2 separate regions of the Homo sapiens genome follow, and region 1 is linked to region 2. The links are chromatin contacts, found by Hi-C or POLR2A ChIA-PET in ENCODE. All regions are on one chromosome and are shown on one strand. Each heading gives the region's core, a stretch centred on a gene start or an enhancer-like site at or near the end of the contact. The rest is flanking DNA. Distances are from core to core; before and after follow the strand shown.

Region 1 (6,834 bases), core at 4,335-6,834, 160 kb after region 2:
AACACCCACCCACCCCTGCCCTCCCTGCAAATGGGAACATCAAGGTTCCCAGTGCTTAACTGAGGGACAAGTGACAATTTAGCAGAGAGGCAAGATTTGAATCCAGACTGTCTTCCAGACTCAGGACCTACCTTAAAATAATATCTGAGTTGCTTATGGAGGCAGACCTGCCTGCAAAGCCCAGCACTCAGCAAGTGCTCAATAAATATTTGATTTGAATTCTTTCCATGGCTTTGAAAGTCTAATCACCCAGACTGCTGCTCTGCAAAACAGTTTAACCTGGCCTGGCAGTTGGTGGGGGTGGGGGAGAGGAGAGATGGACAATTGTACAAGGGTTTATTTTGCTACCTATTCCATCGTGGTTTCAGTCCTCACAGCCTGGAAGTTGTTTCCCCCTGCTAAGTTTCGGTCAGTATGTCACACTGTGACCCAGAAATGGCTTGAGTCCATCTAGGAGGAAGTTTGCCTGGCTAGCTCACAGTAGGGAGGAAAATATCCTCCAGCGAGTTTGAGGACTTCTCAGCTAGTGGTGGTGGGAAGAGGGGTGATACGTTTGCTAAGAGACTGGGTGGGAGGCCACCCAGGGAGGCAGTGCAGAAATGCATCCCCTTGAGGGTCATCCCACCCTAGAAGAGACTAGGGTTGGGTGAGTTGCCTTAAGAACTGACTTCATCATTTCCTCCTCCCTAGTGGGAGGCCCCTCAGGGGTCAAATAAGAGCCTCAGAAGAGTCAACATGCTTAAGGAAACACAGTTAGAAAGTGCAGTCTGGGCAGGGCGCGGTGGCTCACGCCTGTAATCTCAGCACTTTGGGAGGCAGAGGCAGGAGGATCACCTGAGGTCGGGAGACCAGCCTGACCAACATGGAGAAACCCCGTCTCTACTAAAAATACAAAATTAGCCGGGCGTGGTGGCGTATGCCTGTAATCCCAGCTCCTACGGAGGCTGAGGCAGGAGAATCGCTTGAATCCGGGAGGCGGAGGTTGCAGTGAGCCGAGATCGCGCCATTGCTCTCCAGCCTGGACAACAAGAGCGAAACTCCGTCTTAAAAAAAAAAAAAAAAAGAGTTAGACACATTTGCATCCCAGCCTCCGGATAATTTGCTTATTGTTCCCAGGCAATAATCCTCTCTCTCTGGGTGACTCTTGGGCTCTATCTAGGTTCAGACGAGGACAGTGAGGAGTACAGGATCCAATTGGGATTCCAGTCCCCTCCCCACACCCGTCAGAAGGCTTGGTTGGGAAAGAAGTGAGCCCCAAGCTATCCGCCCCACCCCCAGCCCTGCGGGGCTTTCTGCCTGCCACACGCCGTCCCTGCTCACTACCCCATCGGTTTCCTTCGGGAGTCTTCAAAGCCAGTGCACGTGCTCCCAGGTCTCAGGGAGGCGACCCAGGGGGAGGGGCAGAGAGAAGGGGGTCCGAGCCCTTGGGCCCCTAACCCCGTCCCTTTCCGGAGCCTCGGGTGCCCAAAGGCGCCGGCCGCCAGTCCCAGGCCCGAAGGGCCCCTCCCACTGAGTCGGCTCTGGTCTCCCCGCCCCTGAGCCGCGAGGACTGGACGCAGCTGGCTGCGGAGCTCTGGGCGGGCGCTGGGGTCGCCTGTTGCAGCCTCTCTTCCGCCCGGCGGCCCACACCGGTCAGGCCCGGCGCGGGCTGCGCTCTCCAGCTGTGGCTATGGCCCCAGCCCCGAGATGAGGAGGGAGAGAACTAGGGGCCCGCAGGCCTGGGAATTTCCGTCCCCCACCAAGTCCGGATGCTCACTCCAAAGTCTCAGCAGGTGCGCGGGGCGGGGCCGGGGGGCCTGGCGGGGCGGGGTGGGGTGGGGGCGAGGTCTGCGCCGTTCTCACGCTGCCGGGCGGGACAGGGGGCCAGTAGGGGGACCCGCTGGGCTACAGTGTCTCAGGGGAGTCAGAATCTTTGGTTTCTGGATGCGGGGCCACTTTTCTGGGCCTTCGAAGGCCATTATTAGATGACTGCCTCCCCAAACTCCCCAGCCACTTACAGATGTCCCAGGAACATAGGGTAGGGGGAAGAGGTCTGGAAAATTAGCCTAGAAGACCAGCCCAGACCTAACTGAACAAAGAATTTAGTCTTCTCGAACCCCGAGCCAGTACCCACACTGTGAACACACCTGTCTTTACTTAAAAAATCTTGATGTTTTATTCATCATGGAGTCTTTAAAAAAAAACAAAAACCGAGTCTCGCTCTGTTGTTCAGGCTGGAGGGCAGTGGTGCGATCACAGCCTACTGCAGCCTCGACCTCATGGACTCAAGCCATCCTCCCACCTCAGCCTCCCAAAATGCCAGGACCACAGGCATGCGTCAACATGCTCAGCTAATTTTTTTTTTTTTTTTTTTTTAAGAGACAGAGTCTCCCTGTGTTGACCAGGCTGGTCTTGAACTCCTAAGCTCAAGTGATTCTTCTACCTTGGCCTCCCAAAGTGCTGGGATGACAGATGTGAGCCACTGCACTTGGCATCATGGAGTCTTGATTTGTAGACATTGCATTAAAACTTATTTTGGTAAGGGCTGGGTGTGGTGGCTCACGCCTGTCATCCCAGTGCTTTGGGAGGCCAAGGCGGGCGGATCACAAGGTCAGGAGTTCGAGACCAGCCTGACCAACGTGGTGAAACCCCGTCTCTACTAAAAAAAAAAAAAAAAATACAAAAATTAGCTGGGCGTGGTGGCACGTGCCCGTAATCCCAGCTACTCAGGAGGCTAAGGCAGGAGACTCGCTTGAACCCAGGAGGTGGAGGTTGCAGTGAGCCAAGATCACGCCACTGCACTCCAGCCTGGGTGACAGAGTGAGACTCCATCTTAAAGAAAAGAAAAAAAAAAACAAACTTATTTTGATTACATTAAAATGTATCTTTGTTTGTTTGTTTGTGTTTTCAGACAAGGTCTTGCTCTGTTGCCCAGGCTGGAGTGCAATGGCAGGATGATGGCTCACTGAAGCCTTGTCCTCCCGGGCTCTAGTGAACCTCCGGCCTCAGCCTCTGGAGTACCTGGAACCACAGGCTCGAGCCACCATGCCTGGCTAATTTATTTTAATTTTTTTTGTAGAGATGGGGTCTCACTGTGTTGCCCAGGCTAGTCTTGAATTCCTGGGCTCAAGTGATCCTCCCACCTCGGCCTCCAAAAGTGCTGAGATTTCAGGCATGAGCCACCACTCCTGGCCTAAAATTTATCTTGATTCATGAGTTTTTTGGCTCCCCCTTACATTTTACACCCCTGGCAAGTGCCTCACTGGCCTCTCCCTAGTCCCAGCCCTGTCACAAGGCCATGGAGATACAGTCACAAACACAACTGAGAACACAGACAGTCATGAGACATGTGCTGGTTACCAACCCCCAGGCCAAGCAAACACACTTCCAGCAAACACACATGACTTGTTGGTGACAGCTGAGAGGACACATGCCTGGGGAGAGAGAGGACTGTGTGTGAGGTGGTGAGGCATGCATGGGGCCTGCCAAGTTGGGGAGGGAGTCTGGGCCAAGCCACGGTCCCATATAGGGTGGTGAATAAGGTGTAGAGTAGAGGTGCAGCAGGACCAACCCTTCCCACCCCACCCCTTCGACAGGGACCTGAGGGAGCTCAGGGAGGGAGAGAAGCCAGAAGACCAGGCAGAGACTGAAGAGAGCTGGCAAGGCCTGGCTAGAAAAACTCCAGGCAAGGCCTGTGTAAGTTGGGGCTCCCAGGCTGTCCAGCAGGGGGCCCTGGCACCCAGCAACCTCTGCTTGGGAGGTGGCTACAGAGGGGTGTGGGTGTTGGCTAGGGGCCCAGCAGGATGGATGCCAGACGGACTTCTCTCCAACAATAACAGCCCTGGCTGTTGCCATCCACCGAGCTGGCAGGGCCCCAGTTTGGGTGGGGAGAGGAACCAGCCTTTCCCAGTCTGGCCTGAGACCCTCACCACTTCCCTCCAGTTTTCTTCCACCTCCAGCCCCCTCTGTACACAACTGCAGCCACTGGCCACCAGCCTTGCCATGCCTGGCAGATCTTCTGACCACTAGCCCTGCCACCCCCACAGACCCAGAGACCAGGAAAGGAGGGTGGGGAGCGAGGAAGGGGGCCAAGGCAGAGGGCAGAGGAGGGCTAGGAGAGGAAGAGAGAGAGACTGGACAAACATGAGGGCAGGAATTAGGGGGTTGTGGACAGACATGAAGCCACTCTCAAGTCATGGGGCTGTGCCTGGAAAAATACCACCTAAACCCATCTTCCTGCCCTCTGGTTAGGGCTGGCGGGGATGTGGGGGATGGGGGTGGGGTGGGGGAGGGTTGGGAAGGAATATGTGTGTCATCTCTGTGGGGCATGGAAACAGAAGGCTGGGGACACCCATTCTGGAGTAGCTTGGGGAGAGCCACTGACCCTAATTAGAAAAGCCACCTCTCTCCTTAGGGCCCTGTCTGTTTCTCTGGGGACAGGGTAGGACTACCTTATCCCTATGATGTGAGGTACTGCCAGTTGTTAATCAGTGTCTGTGGCTTCTCTAGGGGACAAGCCCTTCGGGTCAGTGGGCATGGGGTGGGCAGCGTGGGTTGGATTTTCTCCTCAGGACCTTTCCAGCCTTAGGATCATCCTCTAGCACTGAGTACTGCTGGAAGGGCAGGGAGTGCCCCCCACCCCACCCCATTTATTGCCCGACCAAAGAGAGGGCCTCCCTCCCCCTCCCTTGGAGGGACTTGCTGGACCACCCCTCAGCACGCCCACACCTTCCTCCTTAGCTAGTGAAAGACATACTCAGCAAGGCTTCCGCCTGTCAGGATGGCTGGGACAATAGGATTCACTGAGGATATAAGGCTGTTCCTAGCTTTTTCTCTTCCCATTCCCACCTGTGCCTCAGTTTTCCAAAGTGCTGGATTTAGAAAGGGTGAATTATGAGGGAGCTGGAGGGCTTTGCCCCACCCCCCTCCGCGCGCACACGCAAGCACAGGCAGAGGCACATACCCCCTCCAAGTCAAAGTTGTGAGTGGGGTGGTGTTTGCGCGTCTGTGGCTGGGACTGGATGTGTCAGGGATGGGAAAACCCATCATGCTGGTCACAGAAAATGCGCGGTGGGGACAGAAGCAGTTTTGAAGGAAAAGAAGAGGAGGGGGACTGAAAGAAAGAAGGGGGCGCTGAAAGGGAGGGCGCTGGGAGGAAAAAGGTGCAGTGTGGAGGAAGCGCGGCGTGGGCAGGGCTTGGGAAGGGATAACGGAATATCTGAGGTGGAGTGGGCCGTGGAGCGTCGGGGCCGGTCTGAGCAGCGGGTGTGTAAATGGAACAGTCCCGAGATGAATTTTATGGGAGTCTGCGCAGGTCCTTAATGTGTGGCTGTACCCTCCAGCCCCATGTACCCCACACGATGGACAGACAGCCTTGGTGTGGCAGGGCCCAAAGAGGTCCTATCTACCGCAATAACACGACCAGGCGGCCCTGGGGGCGCAGGGGCTCGGGGTGGGAGCGGCGGAGCGCGCGGAGTCGCCGCGGGGTGGCAGGGGTGGGCCGGGGGCGGGGCCGCGGGCGTCGGGGAGGTGGCAGTGGGCGCAGGGCGGGGCGAGCTCAGCGGAGGGCGGGTTTGAATGTGCCCCGGCGGGAGAGGGAAGCTGCAGCGAGAGCGCGCGGATCTCAGCGCGGGAGCAGTGCTTCTGCGGCAGGTGCTGCCCGGGGCCGGGGACTGGGGACTGGGGACTGCCGGGGCGGAAGACGCCGCTGCCCGCCTGCCACGGAGGGCAGGGAGGGCGGGCCTGACGGCTCCGCAGCCCGGAGAAGGGACGCCGGGTGGGGCCCCAGTGCGGAGCGTGCGGAGCCGCGCAGCACGTGGCGCGCACGGGCCAGGGAGCCTGAGGACCCTGCGGGGACCGGGACCCAAGCTGGGCGGGGCGGCCTGGCTCCCGGGCCTAAAACAGGCTGCGGTCACGTTGACCTCCGCAAGGGGCAGGCGAGTGGACGGGTGATCCCCATCGATCTGGTCGGTATCAGGGAGGGGCCGTGCCGCTGACTGCGCTGGCGGAGGGGTATGGGGATGGGGATGGGGATGGAGGCTCGCGAGCGGAGGTGCAGGCTCGCGAGCGGAGGTGCGGGGCTGTCTCTTTAACCCCGGTCTTTTACTGGCTAAACTCGTATCCCTGGCGTCTCCTTCCTGCGCACGTCTTCATTTACTGATTTACTGTGAGGGTATATGAGAGGGTGAAGACAAACAGTCCTCGGCTTTGCTTACCAGGAGAGAGCAGTCGTAGGTCAAGGCTGGCTCCAACCCTGCCCTCACACCTCTAGGGGTCTCTCTGCAGCCCTGTGGTAGTCCCTTTGCCTACTCCTCTCGGTGGCCTCCAGACCCTCCAACTTTCCTCCTGCTTGTGTAAGCTCCCCATGCCAGGATGTGTGTGATGGGGCGGGGCTGAGCTGCCTGACACTCAAGTCAGGCTGGGAATGATCTTGGTCTCCACCTCATTTTTCCCTTTAGTTGAATCAGAGTTCCCCCCACCTCCCAGTCTACAGGGCTAACTGAGAAGCAGCTTTTATACCTCTCTCCATTCCAAAAGGAGCTTGAACATTTAATATGGATTCTAGCTCCTCCACTCACCAGCTCTGTGACTTCAGGCAAGTGACTCAACCCCTCTGAACCTCAGCTGGCCCCATCTATTCAGTGCTAGTACTAGCTTATGGGTGGTTGTGAAGAAAAGACAAGAGATCTGCAGGTAGTGGCTAGCCCCATATGAAATCCTGGGAGTGGAGAATTGCAGGAGAGGTGTTGGGAGTCTGGAGGCAGGGAGGTACTCAATTTGGTGGCTACTTTCAGGGGCCCACCTCAGCAGGCCAAGGCATAGTTGGAGGGACACCAGATGCTCTGAGCTGGTATC
Region 2 (6,315 bases), core at 1,203-3,702:
TACACAGATAAGAAAGCTGAGGCCTAGAGATGAGTGTCCAAAGTCACCCAGAGAGCAAACAGAGAAGCTCGGGTTGGAATTCAAGACTCCCATCCCTCAGAATCTGTGATCTTTCCTCAGGAGCAGGGTGTGCTCCTTGGCCGTTAATGTCACAAACACTGGGGGGGCTTTTTCTTAATGCAGCATCCTAAGACCCTCCCTAGAGCTAGAGAAGCAGAGTCTCTGGGTGGGATCCAAGAGTCTACCCCTGAATAAAATAGCTGCCTCTGGCCTTGGACCTCCTTTAACCTAACACAGCCCCTATTGCAGACAACTGGACCCTGAAGAAGGAGAAAGGAGATGGAGCCCAGTCAATCTGCACGCTTACCTCCAAGGGGATGGATGCAACACCACTTCTGTGCCCCCTTCATCCCCAGGATCCCTCGCTCTCTCCTGGTGCTTGGGCCCCAACAGGCAGAGTGGGACAAAGGAGGGCAAGGAAACATCTCCAATATGTTTTCCAAAGCACGGTGGGTGAGAGGAGCAAGAGGGTCAATGGGGCCTACCTCCTCTGTCCATTGAGGGATACAAGTGAAATGCGGAGGGACTGATACCCTGGACAGTACCCAGGGGCTCCATCAACTGGGGGCGGAAGACCAGTTCTGGGGGTGGGGGAGGTTCTTTCAGACTGGCCCTGCTGCCTGCAGCACGAGGAAGACCCTCTGTCCACTCCTACATCTCCCCCAAACCCCCATGGATGTGATTGGACAGCCGCCCCAGGCACTCTGTGCTGCGGGGGCAGCAGACGCTTGGTCCTCAGTGAGGAGTGGAGAGGGATCAGCATACATCACATCACACTTGGCACGGCCCCCATTGGTGGGCAGCATGCCACCGTGTTGGTGAGCTGTCTCCCTGCAGAGCCTTCACAGGCGGCAAGGGAGGGGCTTCCAGGGGAATCACTGCCTATCAGGAGTGGCACAGCCCCAGGAAGCCCCCCGGACCATCCCTAGTTCCTGCCTTGCCTGGGCCCAACCAGAGCTGGGCTGAGGAAGGGAAAAGGGAGAAGGGCACTGGGGCTGGGAGATGAATTCCAGGCTGGGCCATGCTGGGGACCTCAGGCCACAACCAAGGGCTCGATCCCAGAGGGAGAGGCCTCCCACTAATCACATTCAGGTGACCGGAAGCTCTGAGGCTCTGGACCCTGCTTCCTGGAGATGTTAGGGAGGAGAGGGAGAGAGGAGTCCCTTGGCTCTGGGCCAGTCCACAGACTTCTCCCCAGAGGCCCAAGGGCTGTTGGGGGGGGATAGAAGACCCACTATCAACTCCCACGTCCACCCACACCCAAATAATGCCTCAGTCTACAAGAAGCCAGGTCCCATAGAGTTGAGGGAGCTCACAGTCTGAAGGAGGAGACACTTCCTGCTGTCTGGGATCTGCCAGTCTGAGGGCAGAGACGTAGCCACTCCCTTCCAGAACATCAACCTCCCAGTCTCCTCATTGTCTCCAAACAGGGCTAACACTCTTCTGTCATCCCTTTCATCCTGATCTCAGTCCTTCCAGACTCAAATCACTGCCCTCCTCATCCTCAGAGCCTTCCTGGATGACCACACAGCTCCAATCCTCCACCCTGGCACTCTTAGAGCAGTTAATTTGGTGGTGGACAGATAATTCCTAATGGCATGCAAAGAACTCATATTTCCTAGGCACCACCTGTACCAGAGGCCTGGTGGCAGGACCTTGATCATGCAAACATGACATGATCCAGGCATGCAGGGAGCTTCCAGTTCAGGAACATTAGGACGGACCAAGAAGATACAGTGAACTGTCAGTTAAACATCATCTTTTCCCAGACATTTCTGCGTGTGTGTGTGCGCGCGCGTGCGTGTGTGTCCCCAGCTAGGCTGGGACTTTGTTAGAGCAAGACAGGAACTGAGCTTAAATATCAGGCCACACCCCCATCTAAACTAAGTCCCTAGGATATTCTCCCAGAGCCCCATGTAATTTTCCCTCTTGGCACACATTACAGTTTGTAATTCTTTTTGGTGTGACTACTTGCTTTAAGACTCTCCTTTTCCAGGCTCTATAAGAGTAGCTGAGTCCATGGCTTCACCCGTGTATCTTGAGCACCTGGCATATTTGATGACTGAATGAATGATTTGAATGAAAGCACCACATTCCTATTCATGCCCTTGCCCCTAGCACACAACCTGTAGGTGCTCAGTGCTCAGATTTGGCAGGATGGCAAAGTAAAAAGAAGCCCATCTTGCCACAGCTAGGAATTCAAGGTCAATCCCAGAGCAATCCCAAGGCAGTTCATCAAGGAAGACTTCCTGGTGGAGGAGGACATGGACTGGGGACTTTCAGCCTCACATCTGTTCTTCCAGTTCATCATCTGTTTCTGGCAGGAACTCCTGAGGACAGAGGTTACGTCTGGGTCTCAGGGCCATCCCCAGCACACCCCCATTCAAGCTGCGCATGACCTGCCCCACTGTCGACAGCCAGCTGTGACTCACAACTCCTGAGCCTTTCCTCTTGGCCAGAGATCGTGGAGTAGATATTACAGTAACATTACTAACCACAAGTAGAGGCGGTGACCGTACTTACGCTCAGAGCACCTCCCCCCACCCCTGAGACCAGAGCAATGACCTCACACTCATGTTCGGCAGCAAGCACGGACAGTCCTGCCCGGAGGCAGGGGGATGGCCCACATGGCCCTGGTCTTCCAGAGAAGCCCAGCGTCTGGCCTCTTCCCCTCAGCGCTGGTCACATTCTCCCCACCTTCCCCTCCAAGCAGCCCACCTGGGGTAGGTGCTGAGTCCCCTGCTGCTGCCTCCCCCGGGTGAAAGCAGAGTAAACAGTCCCCCTCTCCCCCGCCTCCCTGGGGAGGGCTGGAGGAAAGAAAGGGAAGTGACAAAAGCTGCCCTATCCCTGTCCTTCCTCACTGCTGGGTCTAGGACACTTATTCTGGGGAAAGTGGCGTCTGAGGATGTGGCTGCAGTGGCCAGTTGCTGGCGCCAGCAGAAATCCCCAAGCCCGTCAGTAGACTCTGTTCAGACGCGTTCGCTGACCATGGCACTGAGTAAGTGCTGAGGAGACACCTGAGGACCCAGGTCACGCCCCTGCCTGCCCTCTCCTCCCAGACAGGCCCCTCCTAGGGCTCAGACCATTCCAGTTCCTCTTGTCAGACCCTGAGAAGGCCCAGGGCATCCACCCCTACAGGGAAGGCTCAACAGGAAAGAAAGAAACACACAGGAACTGGGCTCAGAGCCCAGCTGCGTGCTCTTGGGCAAGTTACTTAACCTCTTTAGGCCTCAATTTCTCAACTATAAAATGGGACTAAGACTAGCTGCCTGTTGAGCTGTTGTGAGATAAGTGAGTGCACTGGCCTGGATCTGCAGACGGTGGACAACAGCCAACGGCAGCCGGATGTGGCATTGTGCTGCTGCCTTTAGCAGCTCCAGGCAGTAACTACTGAGTATCAGGGAAGAACTGAGACCTCAGAGAAGGGAGAGAACCAGGATTGCTTGAGGCAGGGCGTTGGGAAGGCCCCACTTACCCTCTGGCAGTTGCAATCTAAAAGGAACAAAGAGGCTTTGTGGCAGATCCTGTCTCCTAATATCCATTCCTCGTTTATTTCCCAACTTTTAGCCAGACCCCCATGGAATAAAGACTAGACTACCTAGCTTCCCTTGCAGCTAGGTATGGCTAGATGACTGAGTTCTGGCCAATGGAATATAAGTGTGACTTCTAGGAAGCTTCCTTGAAGGGAAGGGGCATGTCCTTCTTCAGGCTTTCTTCTTCCTTCCTGCTGGCTGGGGCTCCAGCAGCCATCTTGGGCAATGAGGTGACCCTGGAAATGGAAACCACACCTAGCAGGTCAGAAAGATAGAAGGAGTCTCTGACCACATCCCAGAAATATTTTACATGAGCAAAAAATTCACTATTTATCTTGTGTAAACCAAAATTTAACTGATACAAGCTTCTCCTCTGGTGAAATAATCTCGACTCATGTGTGGCTGGGCAGAGTAGGATGGATGAGGTGTCTAGAAGAGAAGAGTTACCAGGGGTGTGATGTCCCCATCCAGGAGCACTTCCTCCTACTTGCCCTGTGAGGTCAGGAGGAACCCTGTTGGGAGGACTTGGCTCCAGGAGGATGGATGGATGGATGGATGGATGGATGGATGGATGGATGGATGGATAGATAGATGGATGGAAAGGAGGGAAGAGCCCAGGTAAATGCATGAGATGAGGAGAAATACCTAGAAGGAGGAAATACCCTGGGAAAACACTTCAGATGACAGAGAGCCAGGCTAGGGGTGTGGGGATAGCAGAACAGGATGGCCTACCTGACTCACTGCCCAAGTCGGACTCTCAGTTTTCCCACCTGTGCTTTGGGAATGGGCCTTATCGCCTCACTCAGGGCCAGCGTGAAGTGATTCAAAAACCAAACCAAAACTAAACAGAGAATCAGTGTAGCATTAAATCCGTTGTCAGCCCAGACAAAACCCTTCTCTGTGCCTGGGATTCCTATAAAGTAAGGATACCCGTGGACCCCACCTCACCTGGCTGTTGTGAGTATTCAGCGAAAGGGCTACTGTAATGTGCTCATCACAGTGTCTGGCACAAGGCAAGTGCTCAGTAAGCAGTCAGTGCTATTATTGCTGCTGTTGAAATCCTGCCCTGGGGTGTGAGGAACAAGAAGCTGCCACTTGATTGGTCTGTGGCATGAGTTAGGGAAAGAAACCTGGACTCCTCACTCCAGAATAATATCTCCAGCGCTTTGGGGACCTAAAGGACCAGGTAATGCCTTGGGAGCACCACACCATAAACACACATCAGGATCCTGACGGCATAAGATGGAATGGGGGTAGTAGGGAGACCTGGCAGGGTGGGGGCAGCCAAGGCTTAAATTTTGGTACCACTGCCTGGGACCCCTGGAGGGACAGCTGTCAGGTCAGGCCCTGACCCCCAAGCTCTCCTCCTTGGCCAGGCCAGGTCCACATTTGGTCACAAGAAGCTGGCAAGAGGCCAGACAGGGCCGCAGATGCCATGGAGAGGGCAAACACAGGCCCGACGGAAAGGGGGAAAAAATCGGGCTTGTTCTGCCTGGGCAAGAGCAGGCTCAGGGGTGACATCAACGCCATGATAAGCAGTTAGATGAGTTAATGCCCAGGGATGCTTTTCCTGAAGTTCCCCAGAGAAAGTTGGGGGTTAAATGATGAGTGTGTTGGCAGATTTGTACCCTCAAAAAATTACGAGTGTGACCACTGTTAACAATGAGCAGGGACTTTAAGAGGAGAACTAAGGAGCTGTCATTTCTCTCTGGAGAAGTGAAGGAGAAGAAATGATCTTACATTAAAGTAAACACGATTCCGGATGACCTAAGGGAGAATTCTGACTGCCCATGACATGAGCTCTCTGTGTGCAAGGAGCTGTGGACTGAGTCCAGAACTGAATAGGGCACACAGCTTCAGTGGCCTGTCCTGAAACCCCAGCACAGCCTCCAAGTTCTGGGCTTCTGTTCCCACCTGTGTTAAATCAGACAAGGTAACGATTATGGATAGGGATTTAGGAATCATACAGAGATCAGTTTGAAGGCACTTTGGACAAGTTACCTAACTTCTCTGTCCTTTGTTTCTTCCTCTGTTTGGAAGAAAAAAAAAAAACAGAACTGGGTGCAGAGGGTTGCTGGGAAGATTAATTCAGTGGATGCCAGCTTAGAGCCTGGCACCCAGGACGAGCTCCATAAATATTCTCCAGTGGGGCTATTTTTCTCCTGTCTGGGCAGGGATTGGACAGTATCTCTTGAGTTCTTTTCAAGTCTAGAATGCCTTGATTCCACAATCCTGTGACTCACTGATTCTGCTTCTGGGGTCTGAGGACTGGGATGAGTTGGTTGCACAGCTCTGCCCTGCAGGGCCCAGGCCCAGCACCTGGACATAGCCCAGCCTATAGTCTGCACCATTTTATTTCTACCAGTGGACTTTGCCTTGCCCATCATGTGCCCTCAGCCTCATGGGCAGCCTTGTGGCCACAGGTGGCCCTGCCAGCTGTCCCTGACCTCTGCTCTGCACCTTCACCTGGAGCAGGGCAGTGCAAGCCCCTCCGGCTAACTCCTTCCTCACACCTACATTCCCCTGACAATGTCACATGCTGTGCAAGTTGGCAGGGCCAGAGGGGCCACAGATGCCAACAAAAACACCATTCCTGTGGAGGGAGAAGAGCCCATGGGTGTTATTTTTAACCTGCTGATTAGAGGCCACAGCTCTGCCCCTGGGGGTCCTGGGACTAAGGGCTCTGAGGGGCATGTGAGTTGTCAGGCCTCACCTCAATGAC

Evidence for each region. A loop is a pair of places that touch in the nucleus more often than their neighbours do. ChIA-PET counts read pairs that join two places held with the same protein, here RNA polymerase II (POLR2A). Pooled maps may share reads with other maps.
Region 1: a pooled map shows a loop between it and region 2 (2.4-fold over the local background). The contact joins the promoter of SLC29A1 here to the enhancer-like site in region 2. A Hi-C loop is called at or near these places in 1 of 50 pooled maps. POLR2A ChIA-PET finds 5 or more read pairs at or near these places in 3 of 52 experiments (HepG2, IMR-90 and K562).

What each region holds. Positions count from the first base shown.
Region 1 is chr6:44,218,011-44,224,844 of GRCh38, forward strand. It overlaps SLC29A1 (solute carrier family 29 member 1 (Augustine blood group)), which reads left to right and starts at 5,585. Exons shown (of 13, transcript NM_001372327.1): 1 at 5,585-5,631. It overlaps MYMX (myomixer, myoblast fusion factor), which reads left to right. Exons shown (of 2, transcript NM_001315494.2): 2 at 1-224. RefSeq lists enhancers at 1-173, 5,414-6,272, 6,515-6,664 and silencers at 1,162-1,456, 1,344-1,573, 1,804-1,903, 5,425-5,824.
Region 2 is chr6:44,056,164-44,062,478 of GRCh38, forward strand. All of the region lies in intron 1 of SCIRT (stem cell inhibitory RNA transcript), which reads right to left. Among named protein-coding and RNA genes, the nearest start is that of SCIRT, 15 kb to the right of the region's middle. RefSeq lists an enhancer at 2,401-2,580 and a silencer at 2,881-2,950. Within about 2 kb of position 2,453, at least 32 of the 41 ENCODE cell types and tissues checked have a DNase peak (open chromatin) inside an H3K27ac peak, as active enhancers do; they include IMR-90, where a contact is called at or near this core.